Regions from separate parts of the Homo sapiens genome. Here all the other regions are linked to region 2. The links are chromatin loops, found by intact Hi-C in ENCODE. Cell type or tissue: mammary epithelial cell. All regions are shown on one strand. Each heading gives the region's core, and the rest is flanking DNA. Links, peaks and the distances in the headings are about the cores only. Region 1 overlaps DMD (dystrophin). Region 2 has its middle 120 kb from the start of DMD. Region 3 overlaps DMD (dystrophin).

The links. Hi-C counts contacts between places; a loop is a spot of excess contacts. Peaks named below come from ENCODE experiments on the same cell type or tissue, not always from the same donor. Only the 100,000 strongest peaks of a DNase experiment are listed, where the experiment ranks them.
Region 1: it touches region 2 in a loop (3-fold over the local background); 2 of 110 quality-filtered maps call a loop at or near these places.
Region 3: it touches region 2 in a loop (25-fold over the local background); 6 of 110 quality-filtered maps call a loop at or near these places.

What each region holds. Positions count from the first base shown.
Region 1 is chrX:33,014,593-33,022,968 of GRCh38, reverse strand. It overlaps DMD (dystrophin), which reads left to right. Exons shown (of 79, transcript NM_004006.3): 2 at 2,769-2,830. Among named protein-coding and RNA genes, the nearest start is that of DMD, 190 kb to the left of the region's middle. In mammary epithelial cell, for the core only: a CTCF peak has its summit at 3,833; no DNase peak of the experiment used is centred there; H3K27me3 peaks cover 615 bases.
Region 2 is chrX:33,332,115-33,340,555 of GRCh38, reverse strand. It overlaps a transcript of DMD not described here. Among named protein-coding and RNA genes, the nearest start is that of DMD, 120 kb to the right of the region's middle. In mammary epithelial cell, for the core only: CTCF peaks have their summits at 2,393 and 3,557 (motif pointing right); no DNase peak of the experiment used is centred there; H3K27me3 peaks cover 509 bases.
Region 3 is chrX:32,774,500-32,782,940 of GRCh38, reverse strand. The region is part of intron 7 of DMD (dystrophin); the gene reads left to right. Among named protein-coding and RNA genes, the nearest start is that of MIR548F5, 140 kb to the right of the region's middle. In mammary epithelial cell, for the core only: a CTCF peak has its summit at 3,773; no DNase peak of the experiment used is centred there.

The DNA of each region.
Region 1 (8,376 bases), core at 377-8,376, 320 kb after region 2:
CAAATAAGTTATGCATTGCCAAATTCCAGGACGCTATTCACATAGGTTACAACATACATGGAACCTCCTTGAGTTGTTCAAAATAGAAGCTCTGATTTCATGGTTGTTTTGCATTTGCGTTAATATGTTCACCTTTTGTGACTCTGATTATCTTATGGTATTCTGTATTGTTAATTATGCAATTATAATGTAAATGATAGATATCTGGTCAATGTGAAAAGCCATGGACTTTGATTCAGAAAATCTGTATCAAGTTCATTTCTGTCACTTAATAGCTTTATTCCTTCTCAGCTTGTGTTTATGTATAAAGTAGTAAATTACATACAGATTGAGAAGACATAATTAAAACAAACTTATGAATAGTAAGGCACTAAGAATTGTTATGTATTTTATAATAATAATACAATTAATTGTATTAATAATTATTATGTTGAAGAAAATATATGCTACTATACCAAAATAAGACAATAATTCATTGAAGACATTTTTCTTGTATTAAAGACGTAGAGGTGAGAGAGGACAACTAGCAAAGATGTTTATATGTTGAAGCTCACATTTAGTGTTATTTACACAGTAAATAAGTAACACTTTGCACATAATGTCAAGGTTTTCGTGCTGCCTTCGATGCTTACCTAAAAATTACTCCTTGTCCATATAATTGAAAAGAATAAAAATTTTATTCTACTACGTATTTTTCACTTAAAAGCCTCTAGATTAAATCACTTCAAAAGACCTCATATTGAGCTTTTGGCAGAGGGTTTTGGGTATGTTTCAAAGACATCTGAATGTATGCTTTCAACTGACTCATTTACTCTCTGCTTTCTGACAGAAAGTACGCATGCACATGTAGGAAATATAAGTGGAATTGCAAATAAGGTCATTTACTTTTAGGAATATATGTATATACTACTGATAAATGATGCGTTGACCAATCTTCCTCCATAAAGTCTATGAAGATGGTTTAATTTTGACCATTTGAAATGTTCCATTTCTTTTTAAAATTATTTTGGAAGGGCTAGTATTAATTTTATGAAAGTAAAGATTTGAAGGAGGCTAGAATAGGTTTGAAAACTATTACTATCTGTTTTTATTTATTCACCCTTGTCAACAAAGGAAATACTTCCATATTGTAGCTAAGATTTATCATATACCATATGAATAATGTTGATATTGAACATACATATAGAAGCTTGTGTGAATAACATAATTAAATAAGAAAAATGTATTTTGTAATGCTAAATAAAATTTCTCACCTAAGATGACAGTTTGAAATTTATTTATTCACTGTTATTTCTCATATTGACTAAAGGAATCTACTTATAGATTAGTATTGTGATTTAAAGATAAACAGATATTTTTGGTGCATGCATATATTTGTTATGCGAAAGTGATTCCTTATGTTTTTAAGAGAAGCAACGGAGATTTACTACTGAAAAATATATGAGAGCAAATATGATTACTTTGTAAAGGGCATTTTAATAACGGTTCTTTTAATCCAAGTAGATAAAATATAAAATTTATCAATTTTAAATATCTCTCAGATGCATTCATTTACTGAACATTAACTAATATGATTATATTTACAATAATTAAAAAAATAGTCTTTTGCTTGGAGAAAAACATTTTAATATATCAAGATTGATGATTTTTCTGTCCATTTGACTTAATACTAATTTCCAGTTTAGGGGCAAAAAGATCATTTGTAGAAGCATGAATTCAGTGAAGCTGTTTTTTAATAATTTTTCTCCCTAATCCCTTAGTATAAATCTTTGGGGACTTTTTTCTTTGAGTATTTATATGTAAGGCATGAAGAGTATCATTTGCATTTTTATTTGAAATGTTCTGACTTTTAGATGAAAAGAGGTCCTAGAAATTTTAGAGTTGTAGAATCTCCCCTTCCTTAAAGCATGCACGTATTTGTCAGATGTATTTTCTGAGCTCTTAATTTGTTCAGACAGTGTGCTAAGTTCTGGGAAGCAAAGATAACTAAACCATGCTCCTGCTCATCAGGAAACCTCTTCCATAGTGAGATCAGGCCCATGTTAGAGTATGTAGATGCTGCAAAGGAAGGAATAATCATTTCTCCATGGTTGGGTGGATGGCATGGGGAAAGGCTCCGAAATAGTTTTTCGGAGTAAATGACAGCTGAGAGTTTCTTTTAATTATACTGGAGTATCTATTCATAACTGGCGAATAAATACTGTTATTCAGAGGAGACTATTTTTTTATAATCATACAGTATTTGAACGACTATGGGTTTGGTCATATTAATTGTTTTTCAGATATTACAAATCTGAGGCGGGATCTTGCTCTGTCGCCCACGCTGGAGTGCAGTGCCATGATCTCGGCTCACTGCAACCTCCACCTCCTGGATTCAAATGATTCTCCTGCCTCAGCCTCCCAAGTAGCTGGGATTACAGGTGCATGCCACCATGCCTGGCTAATTTTTGTATTTTCAGTAGAGATGGGGTTTCGCCATGTTGGCCTGGCTGGTCTCAAACTACTGGCCTCAAGTGATCCGTCCTCACTGGCCTCCCAAACTGTTGGGATCACAGGCGTGAGCCACCGCGCCTGGCCATTTTTCAGAAGTAATTTTAATTTGGATGCCCCAAACCAGCATCACTCATGTTTAATTCCATTTATCAATGAATGTAATACTAAATGTAAAAAAACACTAACACATCATAATGGAAAGTTACTTTGGTTGTAAAATATGAATTATATTTAAAGTTGCTTCCTAACTTTTATTTTTTTATTTTGCATTTTAGATGAAAGAGAAGATGTTCAAAAGAAAACATTCACAAAATGGGTAAATGCACAATTTTCTAAGGTAAGAATGGTTTGTTACTTTACTTTTAAGATCTAAGTTGTGAAATTTTCAAAATGGACTATGTACCTGTGTATCTTAAAAATCCGTTTTATTTCTCTCATAGTGTCATTTTATTTTAGCTGTGCAAATCTGGAAATATTATGTTCACTCTTATTTAAGGAGTAAGCAGCAGAAGATATGGCAAAGATACACTATTTAATTATATAAAATGTATATCTTTGATTCTTCTTGACAATGTGAGTTTCTTTAATGACATGAGTCCTCAGAGTTTATAGCTGCAATCTTCCATCAAGTAGCTAGAATATGTCACCCAGCAGAAGAAGATATGAGGGAATTTTGTTGTGAAAATTATCATTTTTTTGTCCCTCTTGGTCTTTACCAAGTTCAAGAAAAGCAATATAATTGCTTTGGGTGTATTCAGCCACTATAGTTTAGAGCATATTTCAAATGATTAAAGACAATAAGTTCATCTTGTTTTTGTGCAGGCTTCAATCCATACTCTTAATATTTACTTAATTTGCAAATACAACTCAATTTTTAATCAATAGCGTGACTCTAGATGATTATAGGTGGACACAGAGCAAGATATTCTTACCTTGAAAACTAGTATTAGGAATGCAATATATGGAGGTTTATTGGGATGTCAAAGTTTAAAAGACTTGCATTTTAATTATTATTCTCGATTTGGGTAAATCAATCAAATGTTTGGTGAGTCGGTTTTCTTATGTTTCCATCATGAATGTTTGTATATGTATATATTGATTGCTTAATTGAGACATCAAATCTAGATAATGGAAAAATAAAGCTAATAAAATATGGCCCTTAAACCCAAGGCTTTAAGAGTGGCATAGTTTTGATAGTGGATATTTTGTTTCTTATTGTAATGATTTAAAGAGTCACTAAAAGTGAAAATTTCTACTAAAATGCCTGAAACTCTTAATAGCTATGAATTACTCCCTCTATGGGTCTGATTTTGTAAAATTCATGATAATGGAGCCAAAACAATCCACTAGGAGATCCAATCTCAAAAGTTCTCCCTTTTCTATGACAAACATTTTTAGAATATCGTCTATTCTTTGTGGTATTTGGTAGTAGAATGTTGCCATGTACTCTTTAATTTAACTTACTGAATTTTAACTAATAAAAGTTCATTTTATTTACTTGCTGAATAATTAACAAATTTCTATTACAGACGTAAACAGAAACATGTATTTTAAAAACGTTTTTTAAATCCTCAACTTTTTTTAGCTAAGTGAAATAAAATATAACAACACAAATATAGAAGAATAAATAAAAAGTAAACCTAGGATATTTAGGAAAGTTATTCATAATTCTCCGAATATTTATAAGATGGTTATATATAGTTTAATTGCTGTATATACTGGCATCATTGACATTTTTAAGTTTTGGAATTCTGAAGCAGACAAGAGACATATTTTCAAACAAACATACAGACAAATCAGAATTGTGAAGAAATTTTCTGAAATAGTAAATGTAACAATACTCTGAATCTTTGAATTGAACTAGAGTAATTTTTAAAAGGTGTGTAAACATGACAAGTACTGTGTATCCTCATTCCCGCAAGTTGAAATAGATCTTCGCTCTGTGCATTAACCTTTTCCATTATCATTTATCACAACTCACCTGTTAATATAGAAATCAAAGCTTGATATCCAATCCATCCTCTATTTATATATTGTTAGCACTGCCTCAGAGCAATTCGGTATATTTTTTTCTGTCCTTATGAATGCCCATATCTTAAAACTGTAAAATATTCACATATATGAGCACATTTATTGTTTTCTTCCAAAATATTTGCATCCTCTAACTCAACTCACACTTTTCATTTATATTACAAATGTTCTCCCTAAGTCTGTTATAACTGATCAGGAGAGTCACCATTCTTTCAAGTACAGAAATTCTATTATCAAGCATATCCTAGGTGTCAGGAATAGAAATAAAAGTTTACAAAGACAGAGGAGAAAACTTATTTAAAGGTAAAATGTATATATACCTGTGCACTAACTTCTAATTTTGAGAACTTGCAAAGAATCTTTTTCCTCTTTTCTTATTCTTTTCTGTCAAAACTTAGCTAAGTGACTGCATTCTTTTAGACACTTTTGAAGAAGATGGGAATTTAGAGGAAGCTAGTTGATTCAGTTTAAGCCACTTGGTGAAACCAAAAGATAAACATAATTGTGATATATATATCATTTGGCAATTTATTGCATCGCTGCATGCCTTTCAGCAGAATTCTAGCCCTGTAGGATACACAGATTAGTTGAAGTGGAATCTCCTGAACTCATGGAACCTACACAGTTATTTGGGAGTTTTTGGTTAATTGATAAATGGAGTTAGAACTGAGTGGGCTCAGTGTGGGTGGTCTGAGAAGGCAGTAATCTGAGCTAGAGGGAATCTGGTAACCTTTATGAAGAAAGCTCTAAAATGTGAGCCCATCAAAGGCAGGAATGTATATCTTCTATATAATCTCATTGTTTATTACTAGTACACTATATAAATATAATAAATATACTAGGTCAGTAGTACAAATCATTAAATCTATGCTAACTGTAGAAACAGAAGAAAAACTGGGTGGAAAAATTGTGTTGAAGAAGACTTTAAAAAGAGAAAAAAGAGAATGAAAAATTCTGTCTGTGTGGTAAATTAGACACAGGCACACACACATTCATACAACTATAAAAATGCCTCACTAATAAATCTAACTCATATTCATTTTTATAGTCGTATTAATGTCTATCTGTGTCTACTTTACCACACAGACAGATGATAATTTTTCATTGCCTTTTATACACACATTTATATAATATTTGTAAATTATAGAGAGACAACAAAATATTTCCTTGTTATTTTGTAAAGCTACGGAAGGGATATTTAAAGGAAATAAATGTGATTAAATGTATCCTTGTTGTTGTGGCGTCATTTGAAGCCAAATGTGTCTTTGCAGTAAATCTAACTGATTTTCCACTTTCCTGGTACCATTTTAAAAATAAGCCCTATCTCTTTTTAAAATAAGTCTTCTATTAACTTTGATTCCAAAAAATTCTACTAGAATGTGATTTATCACATCTATTATATAGAGATAACTGAACAATATTTATCTCCACATAAACACAAAACCATTTCTAGATAAGATTAATTCAGAGTAAATATTCTTTCCATGTAATTTATTGATATGTTATAATCCTTTAAAAAGCCTCGTGTATACTCTATGACAAATATGATTCGCATTATAAAAATCTTGCTCATCCATGCCGGCTTAATAAAGGGAAGTACAGTTTTGAAAACATGACCAAAAATAATTTTGTCATAAAATGTGCTTGATGTTTGTGTTTGAGAAAAAATTTTATGGGAAAAAATATTTACTGCCAGCTCAATTGAGAGAGATAAACTATCTCCCAATGAGTGATATGATGGTTTTGATCCTATACTGAATTTAGTAATCATCTTTATTTCCATACTCACTCTTCTGTCTGATTTTTTTCCAACATAGTATGCATGTTTGACTTAAATGAAGTAGAAATGCATAATTAGTTTTGTCTAATGTCTTCACAAAAGCCCATGATATGATAGTGTTCCTGGACCAAACTGAGGATTGGGCTGCTTATTCTTGTGGCCCAATAACGAGATGCAGATGAACGGGAAAAGGAGAGAGTTTTTATTTCTGTAAGTGGTTACAGGGAGAAGACCTGGAAATTATCCCCAGACCAACTCAAAACTATAAAGTTTTCCAGAGCTTATATACCTTCTACGCTGTATGTCTACATGTAAGTGTGTATCCATCTAAAGACATAAATGATTAACTTCTTCTGATCTGTAACTAAGATCTGATTCCTGAAGACATTCCTCTGGAGCCTCAGTAAATTTACTTTATCTAAATGGGTCCAGGTGCTGGGATGATTACCCTTATCTTATCTCCGGCTAAATCATGGAGTTTGGGGGAGTTCCTTCAGATGCCCAGTAAACTTGTTTGTGGAGTCCTGGGGAGTTTCTTCAGACCCCCAATAAAGCTTTTTTAATTCTAAAAGGGTCCTGTTAAGAATTCCTTCATTATCTTGTCATGCTTCAAGGCCCAGGAAAGGCCTGGGCAAAACTCTTGGTGGGCTTTTGTTACCGTCCAGCCTTTGTTTAAGGGCGCTGGCTCTATCAGCTTTTAATATGTAACTTTACCACTCAGTCAGTGCTGAAACAGTTGTTGTGGAGGCCTGCATTAGTGAGACCTGGCCTGCCACAATAGTTCATTTACCTCTTCATTGCCGCAACATATATGTCCACATTAAAAATCCAGGACTCACCCTCTTTGGGCAATATCATGTGATAAAATAAATTGATATGACATACTTCTTGCAAGATTTCTTTTTAATTTACCTTTTAGCCAGCATGATAAGCATGATGTAGGGTAAATTAACACTAAACTTTTGAGTCAGTAAGGTAGCCTTTCTTTTTTTAACTTTTATTTTAAGTTCAGGGGTACATGTGCAGGTTTGTTATATAGGTAAACTTGTGTCACGGGGGTTGGTTGTACAGATTATTTCATCACCCAGATATTAGGCCTAGTACCCATTAATTATTTTTCCTGATCCTCTCCCTCCTCCCACCCTCCACCTTCCGATAAGCTCCAGTGTGTGTTGTTCCCCTCTATGTGTCCGTGTGTTCTCATCATTTAGCTCCCACCTATAAGTGAGAACATGCAGTACTTGGTTTTCTGTTCCTGCATCATTTTGCTAAGGATAATGGCCTCCAACTCCATCCATGTCCCTGCAAAGGACATGATCTCATTCTTTCTTATGGCTACATAGTATTCCATGGTGTATATGTACCACATTTTCTTGGTCCAGTCTATCATTGACGGGCATTTGAGTTGATTCCACGTCTTTGCTATTGTAAATAGTGCTGCAATGAACATATGTATGCGTGTCTTATAATAGAATGATTTATATTTCTCTGGGTACATGCCCAGTAATGGGATTGCTAGGTTGAATGGTAGTTCTGTTTTTAGCTCTTTGAGGAATCACTACACTGACTTCCACAATGGTTTAACTCATTTACTCTCCCACCAACAGTGTATAAGTGTTCCATTTTCTCCGCAGCCCCACCAGCACGTTATTTTTTGATAAAGCAGGCTTCTTCACACTACTCTCTACCTTAGGAGAAAACGTTATATCCATACTTTAATTTATTTGAAAAGAAAGGTGAATATAAAATTGAAATTCTCTGAGTCTTATTTTTCTTATATGTTCTTGCCTACTTGTAACAAAACATATAATAAAAGGGCATTATAAATAGTAAATCATATAAACACAAAATATTCCCATTTTTGTCATTATGTAATGTATTTTCTGAATTGAATTGAAAAATGCATATATTTATGAATTTTTTTCTACTGAATCTCTCCTTCTTATTTACTTCTATTCTTTTCCATGATGTTACCTGGTCTTCTTGAGAACATGATATTTTAATTGTAATCATTGTGTTCCTAACTCCATAATTTCATGATGCTATTGAAATGCACATGAATTTTGATTCTA
Region 2 (8,441 bases), core at 110-8,109:
TTGCACACAAAGCACACACACACACACACACACACACACACACCATAACCCCTTAGGAAAACACTATTTCAGAATAGCGATATTGGCATATTTCACATATGCTAAATGAGTTATTCCTTATAGTTTCATAATGTAACTATGAAACCAGCTGTCTGTTTACTTTTTGTGGTAGGGGGGATAGCTTTCCTAACAAACTAAATACCTAATACAAATCTGAGAGGAAACATATGATTTTATTAATTTTTCTCATGAAAACACTTAAACTTTCTTGTGTTATAATTTCAAACCATAAGTGCCCCCAAGACAGGCAAACTTGGAAGTTTTAGAGAAAATTATACGGTATAATTGATAACAATTACAGTTTCTTTTAACAAATACTGATTCACGATTAGTATTTTTAAAATACAAAATGCATTTTCCTGAATAGCATTTATTTACTTGTTAAAGAAGTTGTGTAAGAGATTCAGCTAATCTAATTTCTTACTTTGTGAAGAAATCACTCATCTAAAGTCAAAATATCAAGTATAAAGTCTACCCTTGGGAGAAGCATACAGGGTGCCAGACTTTAAATATCTCCAGTGTGCAAAATAAATAATATTTTCTTGAAATATCCTCTTATTTGAAAATTTGCTATAGAGTCACAAGAGGCAAATTCCATTTGAGAAAGTGCATGCTATATTTTACAACGCAGAAATGTGGAGCTGAGCACACAACATCTTATTGCAAAAGTACAATTCAGAAGAGAGTTTTTACCCTTAAAAGGCTGTGAAGATAAGTAAAAATCAGCCAAAATTTCAGTGTGAATAATATGATGTTTGGCGAGGAACTCTACTATTGTTACACTTAGGAAAATAATCTAATCCAAAGGCTTTGCATCTGTACAGAAGAGCGAGTAGATACTGAAAGAGATTTGCAGATCCACTGTTTTTTAGGCAGGAAGAATGCTCGTTAAATGCAAACGCTGCTCTGGCTCATGTGTTTGCTCCGAGGTATAGGTTTTGTTCGACTGACGTATCAGATAGTCAGAGTGGTTACCACACCGACGTTGTAGCAGCTGCATAATAAATGACTGAAAGAATCATGTTAGGCATGCCCACCTAACCTAACTTGAATCATGCGAAAGGGGAGCTGTTGGAATTCAAATAGACTTTCTGGTTCCCAGCAGTCGGCAGTAATAGAATGCTTTCAGGAAGATGACAGAATCAGGAGAAAGATGCTGTTTTGCACTATCTTGATTTGTTACAGCAGCCAACTTATTGGCATGATGGAGTGACAGGAAAAACAGCTGGCATGGAAGGTAGGATTATTAAAGCTATTACATCATTACAAATACAATTAGAAGCTGGCCATGACAAAGCATATGTTTGAACAAGCAGCTGTTGGTAGCTGGGGTTTGTTGCCGAGCTCTTCAAACTCTGCAAACAGTGTTGCTTTTACAGAATGGATTTTAAAATTGCCTTGTGCTGCGTTAGATTTTGGGGAGGGGGTGTGCTTGCCTCCAACCTCAGGAAAACACTTCTGGGATAGAAATCAGTGTTAGAAGATTTTAGAATAAAGTATTGTTCAGGAGTCTAGGTTTCTTCAGGTAGATGATGACAGGGGGAAAAAAATCTTCGGGGAAATCTACCCCAGATTAGTTATATGCAATTTAGTTGCAAGAACTGATTGATGTATTGGCATATTCAGACAGTGAGAGAAATGAGAATGTACAGAATGTTTGGATAGGTTGAAAATTGTTATACTTGGTTTCTATTTTATAAGGAGTTTGGCTGTCAGTCATTTCTCCTCATCAATTTCTAGCTTTTGACATTTATTCAGTCATTCTGCATTATATGAAGAAAATATATCAATATCTCCTGCAGGGTTTTTCAACAACTCTAGCATCTGTTTCAGCTATTGAACTGTATTCACGTTTTGCCAAGTTGATGTCGACCCAGCTGGTCTATGATTTCTCGCTTGATTACTGCTCTTAATTTCTCTGTATCAGCTTGTTTCAGATAGGGCTTTGAAGGCTGTTAATGAAAAATGACAGAAGTGATAAATTATTGAAAATGTGAGCATTTATTTATTTATTTATTTATTTATTTATTTATTTTGCCCTTTAATGAGTTTTGTCTTACATTCTTTCTTGCCTGCGTACGATTTTTAGAACCCTTTCTCTGTTTTGCAATATTTCTTTCCCCTACAATCAGTGGATTATAATTATAAGTACTTTTAAGCAAATGGAGCATGAGCATGGACAGTATTTGGCTCCAAAAATAAAGTTTTTGGAGAAAGGGGAGCAATTTATGCTTTTTGTATAAACTATGCATCGTTTCTATAACCTATCTTCACATGCTGTCATGGGGATCTGTCAGTGACTGTAATCAGACTGAACATATTGAAATAATCTTTATCACCACTAGGGTAACAAGCAAATAAAACATTCAAACATTTAACAAGTGATTGTTTAAAACAGATGTTAAATAATATAGAAATAGATTTTCCTAAGTGTGAAAAGCCTGATTATTAACTGTCTATGTAATACAGAATCTTTCGGCTCTCTACCCAGTCTCCTCCATAGCCTGAGGAGCTAAATCATCCAAGTTAATAGACTATCATATATGTACATCTAATATGACCTTTCAGTGTACACAGTGCTACTCGTATGTGCTGTGCCTTTTCTGTAGTAATTGTAATATCCCAGTCAGTCTGGTTAAGGAACACTATTGGCTGTTATGTAACTTTTTTTCTGAATGTTAGTCCATGGTTTTCAATTACGTATTCCTCTTAGAAAGGGTGAGTTAAAAACAACATGTATTTAAATATCAGTAAATTAATTAGCAAGTGGTGGGCTAATTACACTAGGATTTCTCCAAAATAATTGCTAACTTCTGTTTTGAAAAATAGTCAAGGATTTGGATGACTACTTTTTAACCTTGAAGCATACATTACCGTGGTTGAATATCATTCATAATTCATATATACAGCAGGAAAGAAAATAGTTTTCTAGATGTATCATTTTAGCAGCAAAGAATTTTTTTTTATAATGTGGTTCAGGCACTCTGATTATTTCCGTTTAATACTTTTAAGTACTGTAGATGCTTTTGTATAGTGTGTTACAGAACTTGGTTAATCTTTGGGAAGCTCAAAGACTGACAGAATTTTGCATCCAAATGCTACAGGGTTATTTTGTGGTTGGTTGAGAAAATTCAGCTCTGTCTATACTGTTGTTTAAAATACAGCCCTCTTTGGCCAATGTTACTTTTCAACTTTTTATAACCGTTTTAAGTGACCATTCAAGACTGTAAAAACTCTTTTACACTGCATCTTTAGTAGGACTCTCCTTTTGTGAATTGTCTCCTTCGAAAAAATGTGAGCTTCCTTCTAGCCTCACTCTCTTGTTACCATAGTTACTTTTAAAAGAAGGTTTTTCTTTTTCAATGAAGATAGCGTACTTTAAATCAGCCACTGGAATCCCCAAACTGTGTTTTTGTATTTTTTAGTTTATAGTTTAGGCTTGCTTCATTTGCGGTTAGAAAGTGCTCTGTATTTGGTCCCACTGATGAATGGATTGGACAGACGCTAGGTGGCACCAGCTGTTGATTATTAATGAAATCGTAAAGTCTATATGCCACGCACCTGAAGAGCAGGCAAACCCTTATTGATAAATGCATTGTAAGAGCTGGAAATGTCTGCCAATATTTCTTGCTCTAAAACAGGGTCAGCCTGCAGAGTGATGAGACCACGTGAAGTCTTCAAATCCCAATTGCTTAATCCTGTGTCTTCTGAAGTGCTTTAAGGAAGAAAAAACGATGAAGGAGAAATGCATAAAAATAGAAGGTGTGAAAGAGAAGTGGGACACAATGAAATAGACTGCAAACATTTTAATATATTTTTAAATCCAGAATTAGTGACTTTTATAAATCTATGTGAGTTTTCCCCAATTCTCTCAAACTCAGATTGTTTTCTCTAAGGCATTTATATTCTAAAACAATTATTTATCTCTTTTAGGTAAAAATTTTATTGAGCATCATTATTTTTTAAGTAAAAAAATCTCCCTTATTTCTCTTTTTGTGATAAGACTGTCAAGTGAAATTTCCCACATGAGCTAGAGTAGCTGCCTCTCAGGTGTTGCTCTTCAGAAAGATGAGCAGGGGAAGACACTATCGGTTAAGAAATATGCTTTGAAATGTTTTGCCTGAGAAGCTTGCTCCATCCTATTATCCTCCCATTCTCATATAATCCATCTTTTAAGAAGGAAAAAGCAAATAAAAACAAACCACTTAAGCATGTGCATACACACACACACACACACACACACGCTTTGGAAAAAAAAAAAAGTCAGAACTGTTTAAAAAGAGAAAGCCACGACAATATTTTAGTTGGTCCTGGAGTTAATAAACTAAAGTGAAAAATAGGAAGGAAAGTCCATAATTAGATTGTGGAGAGTAAATAATTACTTAAAACTGGAAATATTTTTCCAGAAAAATATGCAATATTTTTTCTTCACTGGGAGTAACTGACAATTCCTGAAGAAGGTGAGATGGTTTAGAAAGAGTGCAAAGATAATATATGCTGTGATTCTCCAATGTTATCTGAAAAGTATGTAATATGGCTAGTTATCTTGATTATAGCATGGACTTTGGTAAAGATTTTTATGATGCCCATATGGTGAAAATGGAGAAATATTTGCTGTTTGACATAAGAGTCTGGTCAATAAATCAGCTGGCTAAATGACCCTGCCTGTGATGTATCAATTAATGAATCACAGTAAACCAGGAAGAGGGCCTTTCACAGGACTATAGCATAGTTCTATAAAATTGGTTCCATCTGACTTGAACCTAATCTTCTGTAATGTGCCTTATGTCTCTGTTCTTGAACCTACTTGGCCTGTGAAATATTAATGTCCAAAAACTGAAGGACGATCCAGATAGCCTGTCTATCTGGGAAGCAGAACAAATACATTGAACTATTAGGGTACCAAAGGATTATGACCACCTAAAAACTGTGGTGAGGTCAAAGAGAATAATTGTAATAGGAATAAGTATAACATCCTAAGCTAAGGTTCATAAAATCAATCTGGCAAGTACAGGACATGAGAGAGTTAAAGCTTAGTAATAATTAATTGAATAAATCTTACTGATTTTGTTGGTCATCATTATTATCAGTCATAATTCATATGACATCAAAATACAATGAAACAAAGTAATATTGTTAGACATGTATCCTGAAAAAGGAAATGAAAAAAATGAGAACGAATTTTAGAAGGATATATATGATATAATGGTGTGTGTGTGTATATATATGATAGGTATGGTATATGTATATATTATATGTGGTAATATATACATATTTTAGAAGGACACCATGATCTAAGAGGAACCTTAACATTTGGGGGTATGTTCAGTGAAAAGTGTCTGAATGCTAAAAGGTCCTACAAACTATAACATTTGAGGGGCATGGAAAGTACTAGAAAAGTGAAAAGTTGAAGAATACTTGAAGGAAAAAAGTAGAGAAAATTAAGCTGATTTCAAATATTCGATGTGCTATAATGCAGAAGAGGGTTTAGACTCACTTGCACCTCTTTGGTAGCAATGGAAAAGTATTCTTCCAGTTAATGTTGTGAGCAGAGAATTGATTACTTTGTGAGACACTGCACTCCTTATTCCTAAAGTGTTCAGTGCTAAGAATGGAGTTTCTGCACTAAATGGAAATTGAAGAAGATGTCTGAGATAATTTTTAACTAAGAATCTGTGAGTCCAATCATTTCTTTTAAAAACATGTTCTTTTTTTTAGACATTTATTTCTCTGAGGGTCTCTACTACTCCACTCGCATCATCCAGGCTAGGGGTCAGTAAATGATAGTCCACATTGTCACATCTATTACTGTTTGACCAGTCATTTAAAATGGTTTTCACGTTTCTGAATTGTTTCATTTCAAGAATATTTCTGACACATGAGATTATATAAAATTTCAATTTAAGAGTCTATAGTTTATTTGGAAGACAGCCACACCCATTTATTTGTTTATATGCTATATAGGACTCCTTTCATGCTAAAACACAGTTGAGTACTTATGACAGAGACCATGTGGGCCACAAAGCAGGAATATTTACTATCTGGCCCTCGATAGGAAAAGTTTGCTCACCTCATCTCTAGACTATAAAGAAATTTTGTTTTTTGCTTATTGACTCAAGTATCTAAACAAGCAATGTAACAGTTAAATAACAGTTCTATACCATAAACAGAAATTGTAACCACCCATACTACTTAAGTACTAGAGACTTGGAAAAGTAGTTCAAATATGCAGCCTAACAGATAAAGATGGTTTCATTTGGCTGTTAGTCTATTGAGATAATTTACTTGTTGAGGAATGTTTATTTAATGTTTCCATAAAAAATTGAAGTCTCTGCAATCATTGACTTATATATAATATCTGCCTAGTTTGACTCCATTAATCTTGCTGAATTTACCTATTTGGTAGGATTCTGTTATTTTTATTGCTGCTTTTCCGTTAGTGTATGATTTCAGTAGACTTACAGAAAGGGTGAAAGTCAATGGAAAACAAGGTAAAGTGAGTGGAATTTTCTTCTTGCAGCTACCCTCTTCTCTCTTCGTGGGTTTATAGACTCTCTCAGCAGCTTTGGAATTGCAGTTTTAGAGACTTACTTTTATAACATTATGAGTGTGTTCTTGATCAAATATGTTCTAGAAGGGATCAAGATAAAACAAATGCACTGCACTATAAAAGAACAGTTAAGGGTTTTAGTAAATGATTGATAAGACATGCTAAATTTAAGAATTAGCAATGAGTTATTTATATTTTCCTGAACATAGGGATATGAGAAGGGATTTTTTTTCATGTCATAGGAGAAACTATAATCAAATTCTAAGCATAAAGCTGAGGGATTCTGAATTTACCACCAAATATTACAATCTCCATAGTTCCATAATGTGCAACTAAAATCCCCACATTTTTTTTCTAGGGAAAGATATAATTTCTGCTCACTGGTAGCGCTGGAAATTCCTGTAAAACCCATAGGATTCTTATTGTATTTCCATGAGGATGTTCCTGAGCAGCTACTTTGTGATGCCTGTCTCTATGGTAACAGACACAAGGCTTAAGGGTCTGAAAGAAATTCTTCCTGTTGGCTTAGGAATATGGAGCAATGAGGGAGACCCACTGAAGACTATAAAACTGAGGAAAGGCAAAAGAGGCAATTGAGAAAAAGTTGTCGTGGGGGAGCTTTTTTTGTGTATTTGAAAATAATTTCACAATTTCATTTGCTCTTAATATATCTCTGAATGAAATAAGAACCAACATACAAGTAAAGTTTTACAGAAAGAAAAAATTCTGTGAAAGTATTGTTTTTTAACCATCTAGTCAATTTTATGTAATTGAAGTCACACAGATTTTTTCTTTAGTTGGCTTGCCTTTCGCTACTCAAGAAAAGATTGCTTCTTGCCTGAAATTGGTAAGAGGACGGCTCTACCCCTGGCAAATTTAGTTCTTGTTACTGCTATCAAAGATCTTGATCTTTTAAAGGACTTTCTTTTTCCTGATTCCAAGGGTAAGAATATTGAACTCTGGTTCACATTACTCATAATCACTGAGCTTCTCAGGGAATTATGAAAGTACACTAGCCTTCCAAGATGTTCTTTTTTAGGTCTATTTCTCTTAAAGACCAGTAATAAATAGAGCAAATAGTACTGCTTATTTGAAAATTGGGTATTTCGTAAGAGGATGCTGGGTGAGAGTTTGTGTTTTTACATGTTTTACTTTGTTTCTCTTATTAAAATAACAAAAAAGCAAACAAAAAGCTCCTAGAAGTTTAAAAATATTTGATTTTCCATTTATTTGACTTCATCTTACTTTCAGCTTAGCAAATAGGGACACATCACATTTGAATTGTTTTAGAAAGGAGATAAATATGACTCTCCTTTCCCTTAGATTCAAAGTATATGTTCAAGGTGTCATCAAATAGCCAAAAGTCTTTAAAATATTTATGCTATGTAAATGTCCTTCAGGAAAATATAAGTCAGAGGGAGGAGATGGCCGTCTTAGTATAAAGCTCTCATGTGTATTTGCAGTGTTAACATGAGTGTTGATGTTTTATTTATCTTCTTAACATGTTATATCTGCACATGTCTTCATTTGTTATATGTTAGGGTCAACAGAAAAAATAATAAAGTTATTGCAAGTAAGCAAAAACTTATAACCTGATCAATAAAAATTAATATTTTAGGTTGGAAGATAAACACATCTCAAATGTCATTTTATAAGATCAAGTTAACAAATGTTAGCATGCTTAAAGCTTTAGAGGAATTAAATCTTTTTATGGTTTATTTTCTGACCTTGAGAAATTTATAGACTCTGTGCAGATATATGTTTTCACAAATTTAATCCACTCTATATAGATATTAGTAAAATGTAAGACAGTGTCTTCAGTACCTGTTCA
Region 3 (8,441 bases), core at 96-8,095, 560 kb after region 2:
TTTTGTGGGTACATGGGGTGTTTGTGTATATATGATATATATGTGTATATGTATATATATACGTGTGTGTGTATATATATATGGTACGTGAGATGTTTTGATAGAGGCATACAATATGGAATAAGCACGTCATGAGAATAGCATGTCACCTCAAGCATTTATCCTTTGAGTTATAAACTAATTACACTCTTGAAGTTATTTTCAAATGCACAATTATTGACTATATTCACCCTATTGTATCAAATCAGAGGTTATTTGAATTTGCAGATACAGAACCCGCAGATACGGAGGGCCCACTGTATATCACTAAATCATTCATACCTCTCCACCTGTACAACCACCACCATAGTTCAAGTTATTCTCATCTTTTTCTGTGACTGCAGGAAGAACTTGACAATGACTGGCCCTATTTTCTTTCTGGATTTAACTTAATTCTCTTTTACACACAATCATCTAGCATGATATTTACATAGTTTAAGGCCTTAGCACTTGCTGTTCCAACTCCCTGGGATGTTGTTCTTCCACTCTGCATTTCACAGCTGAACCCCAGAAAGATTATGTCCTTTGTTGATTTAACCCTTCTCAGAATAGCATGTGTCTCTGTTACTGCATACATATTGAAACTATTCTTAGTTTTTTGTTTTGTTTTGTGCTTATGTTATCACATACTATACACACCAAGTCTGTAGGCTGTTTTTTTGATATTCTAGTGATTTTTAATGATAATATTTAATACATATATGAGAAAAGAACCTTTTTAATGTTAAGGGAGAGCATGATCTGTGAAATTATCTGTCTTTAATTTATCTTTGGAAATGAACATTTTTCAAAGTTTTCATTAGATTGTATTCAAAATTGGTTTTTATTCTAAAAAATTACCATGTTACTATTTCATATTTAAATGCAACTAGGATTAGACAAGCAACAATAATAATTTTTTTCTTACCTGGGAGCCTACATGAATACTGAGTGTATTAAGATATCAACTGAGATATCTTGCTATCTTAGTTTGAGGAGAATACCATATATTTGGGGAAATAGAGAGAAAGTGGAGTGAACATGTAATTTATGTCTCTTAAAGGTGACTCAAATGTTCTTTATCTGTATCTTAAAATCTTTAGTGAGCATTCTTCCTTATGTTTAGGCTAGTTTTCTCTCTGAGATAGGTAAAGTAAGCTACTTTGCCTTAGTATGCGGATGTATGTGTGTGCACGTACTCATGTGCCCATCTTGTCAATACATGGAGAGATGGAATAAGACGAATGTAGTATGTCTGGGGTAGAAATTTGGTTGCAGGAGAGAGGCTGACACATTCACAAGCAGCAGCAAGGGAAGAGGGATTACTGGAGTAGAGGCAAGGGAGAATTTATTTACTTAATTACATAATACTTATTTAGAATCTACAGTGTTCCCGGTATATTGAGTTATATATGAGAATGCAAGAAAATGACATCACTAGTTTAAAGATACAATGTCTTCTGTTTTTCAAATGTTTCGTTGATTTTGTTTTATTCAATACTGTTTAGTACAATATTAACAGAGTAAACAACAGTATGAGTCCTTCTCATGTTTCACTTTGATTGTATCATTGATATTTAATCCAACGTAAAATTCCTAACCTTCAAAAAATAATTCTCACTTAATGTTCCAGTGGAGTTTGTTCCCACCATAGTACTGCTGGCCTATCACAATGCTGTAGGTAGTTGTAGACTTGTTCAGTCCTGTTATTGGTGGTGACTTCCTCATGTGCTGGGACCTTTATTATTCACAGCTGAATTCCCAGAGCATAAGAGTGCCTTTTTTTTTTTTTTTTTTCTTTTTTTGAGACAGAGGCTCGCTCCGTCGCCCAGGCTGGAGTGCAGTGGCGCGATCTCGGCTCACTGCAAGCTCCGCCTCCCGGGTTCACGCTATTCTCCTGCCTCAGCCTCCCGAGTAGCTGGGACTACAGGCGCCTGCCACCATGCCCGGCTAATTTTTTTATTTTTTATTTTTTTTTATTTTTTTTTTATTTTTAGTAGAGACGGGGTTTCACTGTGTTAGCCAGGATGGTCTCGATCTCCTGACCTCGTGATCTGCCCGCCTCGGCCTCTGAAAGTGCGAGTGCCTGTTTTTTAATGTACAACAAATGTTTCTTGAAGACACGGCTTTTACATTAGCATATTACATGAAAGTGTGAGGGTCATTAATATGTGTGAAGACCAGTTAGGATTTTAAAGTTCTGATCAGATACGTTATCAAGCTGATAGATTAAATTAACTGATTAATCCAAGGAATTAACATTAACAAGCAATGAAATGGTCAGTATCCAAGTATTGAAGTTGTATTTGGGTTTTACCTAATATTTTCCTTGATCTTACTGGCTACTTTGTTGTCTAAGCTGAAGAAAGGCCTTCCTGATTACCTTTATTTAAATAAAATAACAGTGGTGAAGGTAATTTCAAAAAATATTAACTATGCTAAAACATATACCTGTGGTTTGATATACAAGAAGCTGCAGAAGGTTCTCAGAAATATGTAAAACAATTTATTCCCAAGGTAATTGATAATTGTATGCATTCTTACAGAATAAGCTGTTATAAAATTTCAAACTTTATCTAAAACTCAATAGCACGTCTCATAAAATGAACTAAATAGTTCTGTCGGGCATAAGAATGTCGGCTTCTAGTATAGAATTCCATGTATGGTACAAAAGTTGTAGAGAGATTGTGTAATTGCTACATTCATCGTATAATTTTAGAAAAATCCTCTTGGTAATTTATATGGTAAAAATTGACTGTTACAATTAGAAACATAAGGCATATTTTGTCTCAATGGATTTTATTGAGTATGCTAAAGCAATACACACTACATATCGGGTAAGTGTGTGTACTATGAGGGGAGAAGTATATGGATACACAGATCATGATTTCTATGTAAAATTTATATCAGGCTTGTATGGGAGAAGATACATGACAAGTTAAAATATAAAATGACCACATAATTAAAGTATAATTTAAATTGGGATTATTATAATTTAAATATTTTCCCAAGAATATCTTGAATAGTAATCTTTAAAATTTTTCTTTTTTTGATTTTTTTATTATACTTTTAGGGTACATGTGCATAACGTGCAGGTTTGTTACATATGTATACATGTGCCATGTTGGTGTGCTGCACCCATTAGCTCGTCATTTAACATTAGGTATATCTCCTAATGCTATCCCTCCCCCATACCCCCACCCCACCCCACCCCACCCCACCACAGGCCGTATGCAGCCATAAAAAAGGATGAGTTCATGTCCTTTGTAGGGACATGGATGAAGCTGGAAACCATCATTCTCAGCAAACTATCGCAAGGATAAAAAACCAAACACCGCATGTTCTCACTCATAGGTGGGAATTGAACAATGAGAACACATGGACACAGGAAGGGGGAACATCTGTAAAATCTAAAAATAATTTAGTTTCAAAAGATAACTTTAAAAATGTCTAAATGCTAGTGGTAAAAATTAAATATGTAGATGATTTATTAAACATTTTAAAAACCTCATGAAAAAGGGAATGTGCGACAAAAGACTAATTTGCAGCTATCAAAAAATAGGAACAGAAAAAATGTGCTAGCATATTAATATAAATATTAGGTGTCATTGTGTGTCCGAGCAACATTGTTATCAGTTCCCATCTAGTAATGACTCTCTGTGTGTGTGCAGTAAAATCAATAATAAAGGGGATGAATAGGACGACTTTCATTTGAAACTAAATCTCTTGGAATTGTGTGAGCTACTGTGCCACCTATCAGTGGAATGATGAAATAATTCATACATGAACAATTAGCTTAAATAATCAGCTTAATTTAGTCAAATTTATTACAGGCACCAGTTTACAAAAATAATTGGTGCCCAAGATATTTAATACTTGGGAATACCAGAATTAGAGTATATCGGAGACAAAGTGAAATCTGGATACTCAATATGATACGACTTTTTTGTTTAAACCTGCATATTTAAACTCTCCTTTGGTAGTTGGATGCTGGCTCCCCAAGGATACTCATGTCGAAATCCCTAGAACCTGTGAGTATAGTACATGATACATGACACAGGGGAATTAAGGTTGTTAATTAGCTGATCTTAAAATAGGGAGGGAGATTAACCTGGATTACCTGAGTGCACACTATGTAGTCACCGGAATGCTTAAAAATGAAAGAGGCACAAGAGTAGGCCTGAGTGATATAATTTGAGAAAGACTATACCTACTGTTGTTCGCTTTGAAGAATGGAGGAAGACCAGGGGTTAAGGAATATTGGAGGTCTATAAAAGCTAGAAAAGGGAAAGAAACATGATCTCTTCTAGAATTTCCAGAAAGGAACAAAGCCCTGCTGTTGCTTGAGTTTAGTCTAATAAGACTCATGTCAGATGTCTAACCTACTCAGCTGTAAGATAAAACATTTGTCTTGTTTTAAGCCATTAAGATTTTGGGAATATGTTACAACAGTAATTGAATACTACTGCACTCTCTGTAGTTTTTTTTCTGTTCAGTTTCTTAGCTCTGGTCTGTTGTACTTGGCTGTTCAGCTTTGGGGCCTGACAAACTGCCCTCAATGGTAGAAGTCCAGCAGTGCTCATTTCTATAGGGTTCGGGACTTGAATCACAAAAGGCACGAAGGGAAAAACTTTTTCCCTCACCCTAGACGAAAGTCCATATTTTTTTTTTTTTTTTTTGCGAGGATCTGACATTTTAAAAGATGTTTAGCAGTAGAAATCCCTACTGTTTTCAGGGAATATTATCCTCTACGCTTCTTACCTGGCACAGTCATGGGACAATTACATCAACACACAATACTTTGTCCTATATATTCTGTATTATTTTTAATTAACAGCATCAACTGACAAATCTATGTTGAACCATATGAAGCCCAGGTCTCACCTACAGTCTCTTTTCCAGTAATATTCAGACATATATCAGTTTTTTAGAATTCTTGCTGGGATTGCTTCTTGTATGGTTAAATGAATGTGCTCATGTGCATGGGTATATAATTATGTGCATGCACACATGGACGTGCGCACACTGCTGGACATCCAAAATTGAGCAGCGATGTGCACAGGGCATAAGAATGTATACTTGATACTTAAAAGGATTTCTAAAATTTTTACACAGTAACTGTTGCCATCCTTAAGATAGCTCTTTCCTTAAGTATGCAAAAACAGTTGGGCTGTTTCAAATGCTTATGGAAGCATCTGAAATTTCCTTGCAGAAGAATGTCTTTGTTTTAAATTTACATGTCTAAATACCAATTGGAAAGGTAAAGATTTGCTCAATAGAAAGGAGTAATCTGTTAAAAGTTTAAAAAATACCGATTTCTTTTGGAAAACTGCGAAGTCCTGAATTCAGAGGTCTTATTCTTGTTTATTCTAATCACCCCATCTGAAGGAAGCATAACTTTCCCCAATGACTGAAATAATAACAGTAAGAATGAGAATACATGGAAAATGATATTAAATTCTTACCATAAACAATCTTAAAATTTTTGCTTTGAGGTTAAGTTTTCTGAGAAATTCCATACTTGCTTAAAATATGTTTTTACAAAGTAATAACTGCCATTATTATTTACAACACATTAAGTACTATCCTAGTTATTTCAATTGCATCCTCCCATTAATTTCCTAGCTTGGTAGGATTCCCCCCCCAACCAGAAACCAAACTTAAAAACTAGGAACTTCCAGTCCAGTCTGTATCCCTAGATGTAAGATTCTGACCTGGATAAATTGATAATGCTGCGAAACAAAGTGACCTAGAAATCCAGCTAATCTTATCAGTGCTCGTTTTTAATTGAGAAAATCTAATTACTCAGATAATTGTGGAGCGTGTTGCATACTCTTAATTACTGTAAAAACAAAAAAAAAAGACAAATTTATGCTGCTATATAGGCCTCACGCCCTATAAAACTGGATATACTTTTTTATGACCCATTTAGCTTCATTCATTTTATCAGTGCATAGAATGCAGTATGTTTTCCTTATTTCATACTATTTTGTTTTACTTTTTGTAACCATAAAACATCAGCTTTCATGCACAAGCATATTTTTGGTTGGATGAGTTTGTTTAATTAATTAAGCATTTGAGAACATCAGTGGTTTAGTTTTGAGGTGTCACAAATAGAAAAACTTAGGGAAAATTTCTCATTGTATTGGAAACAATTTATTCTGCATTAATAAGTTGATATAATTTGGCTCTGTGTCCCCTACCCAAGTCTCATCTCAAATTGTAATCCCCACGTGTAGAGGGAGGGTCCTGGTGGGAGGTGATTGGATCAGGGAGGCGGTTGTCCCCATGCTCTTCTTGTGATAGTGTGTGAATGCTCATGTGATCTGATGGTTTAAAAGTATTTGACAGCCTTCCCCCCGACCCCACTGCCCTGTGAAGAAGGTACTTGCTTCCCCTTCACCTTCCACCATGATTGTAAGTTTCCTGGGGGCCTCCCCACCCATGTAGAACTGTGAGTCTATTAATCCTCTTTTACTTATAAATTACCCAACCACAGGTACTCTTTATAACAGTGTGAAAACAGACTAAAACAGAAAATTGGTGCCCAGATAGTGGGGCATTGCTATAAATATAGCAATTATAGAAGTGACTTTGGAACTGGGTAACTGGCAGAGGTTGGAACAATTTGGGGGGGGGGTCAGAAGAAGACAGAAAGATGAGGGAGAGTTTGGAATTTCCCAGAGACTTGTTGAATGGCTTTGACCACAATGTTGATAGTGATACGGACAATGAAGTCCAGGCTGAGATAGTCTCAGATGGAGATGAGGAACTTGTTGGGAACTGGAGTAAAAGTGACTCTTGCTATGCTTTAGCAAAGAGATTGGTGGCATTTTGCCCCTTCCCTAGACATCTGTGGAACTTTGAACTTGAGAGATGATTTAGGGTATCTGGCAGAAATCTGTAAGCAGCAAGGCATTCAAGATGTGACTTGACTTTTTCTGAAAACATACGGTTATATGCGTTCACAGAGAGATTATCTGAAATGGGAACTTTTCTTTAAAAGGAAAGCAGAGCATAAAAGTTTGGAAAATTTGCAGCCTGTCCATGCGGCAGAAAAGAAAAACCCATTTTCTAGGGAGTAAGTCAAGCCTGCTGCAGAAATTTGCATAAGTAAAGAGAAGCAGAATGTTAGTAGCCAAGACAATGGGGAAAACGTCTTCAGGGTATGTCAGAGACCTTTGTGCCAGCCCCTTCCATCACAGGCCCAGAGGCCTAGAAGGGAAAAATGGTTTGGTGGGCCAGGCCCAAGGCCCCACTGCTCTGTGCAGCCTTGGGACCTGGCTTCCTGTGTCCTAGCTGCTTCAGCTCCAGCCTTGGCTAAAAGGGGCCAAGGTACATCTTGCACCATTGCTTCAGAGGGTGCAAGCCCCAAGCCTTGGCAGCTTCCATGTGGTGTTCTGCCTACGGCTGTGCAGAAGGCAAGAAATGAGGTTTGGGAACCTCTGCCTAGATGTCTAGAGGATGTATGGAAACACCTGGATGTTCAGGTAGAAGTCTGCTGCAGGGGCGGAGTCCTCATGGAGAACCTCTACTAGGGCAATGCAGGGGGGAAATGTGGGGTTGGAGCCCTTCCCCCCACCACAGAGTCCTCACTGGGGCACTGCCTAGTGGAGCCATGAGAAGAGGCCCACCATCTAGACCCCAGAATGGTAGATCCACTGACAACTTGCACCATGCACTTAGAAAAGCTGCAGGCACTGTGAAAGCCATGGGGGCTGTGCTCTGCAGAGCCACAGGCGTGGAGCTGTCCAAGGTCATGGGAGCCCACCCCTTGCATCAGCCTGCCCTGGATATGAGACATGGAGTCAAGGCAGATTTGGGAGCTTTAAGATTTAACGATTGCCTGGCTGCATTTCAAACTTGCGTGGGACCTGTGTCTACTTTGCTTTGACCAGTTTCCCCCATTTAGAATGGAAACATTTACCCAATACTTATACCTGCATTGTACCTTGGAAGTAACTAGCTTGCTTTTGGTTTTACAGGCTTGTAGGCAGAGAGAACTTGCCTTGTCTCAGATGAAACTTTGGACTTGGAATTTTGACTTAATGCCGAAATGAGTTAAGACTTTGCGAGACTGTTGGGAAGGCATGACTGTGTTTTGAAATGTGATGACATGAGGCTTGGGAGGGGCCGGGAGCAGAATGATATGGTTTGGCTATGTGTACCCACCCAAATTTTGTCTCAAATTGTAATCCCCACGTGTCAAGGGAGGGAACTGGTGGGATATTGGATCATTTGGGGGATGGGGGATGGGTGGTTCCCCTATGCTGCACTCATGATAGTTCTCACAAGTTCTGATGGTTTAAGTGTCTGGCTGTTCCCTGCCCCCTCCTGCCACCTAGTGAAGAGAGTGCTTGCTTCCCCTTTGCCTTTCACCATGATTTTAACTTTCCTGAGGCTTCCCCAGCCATGCGGAACTG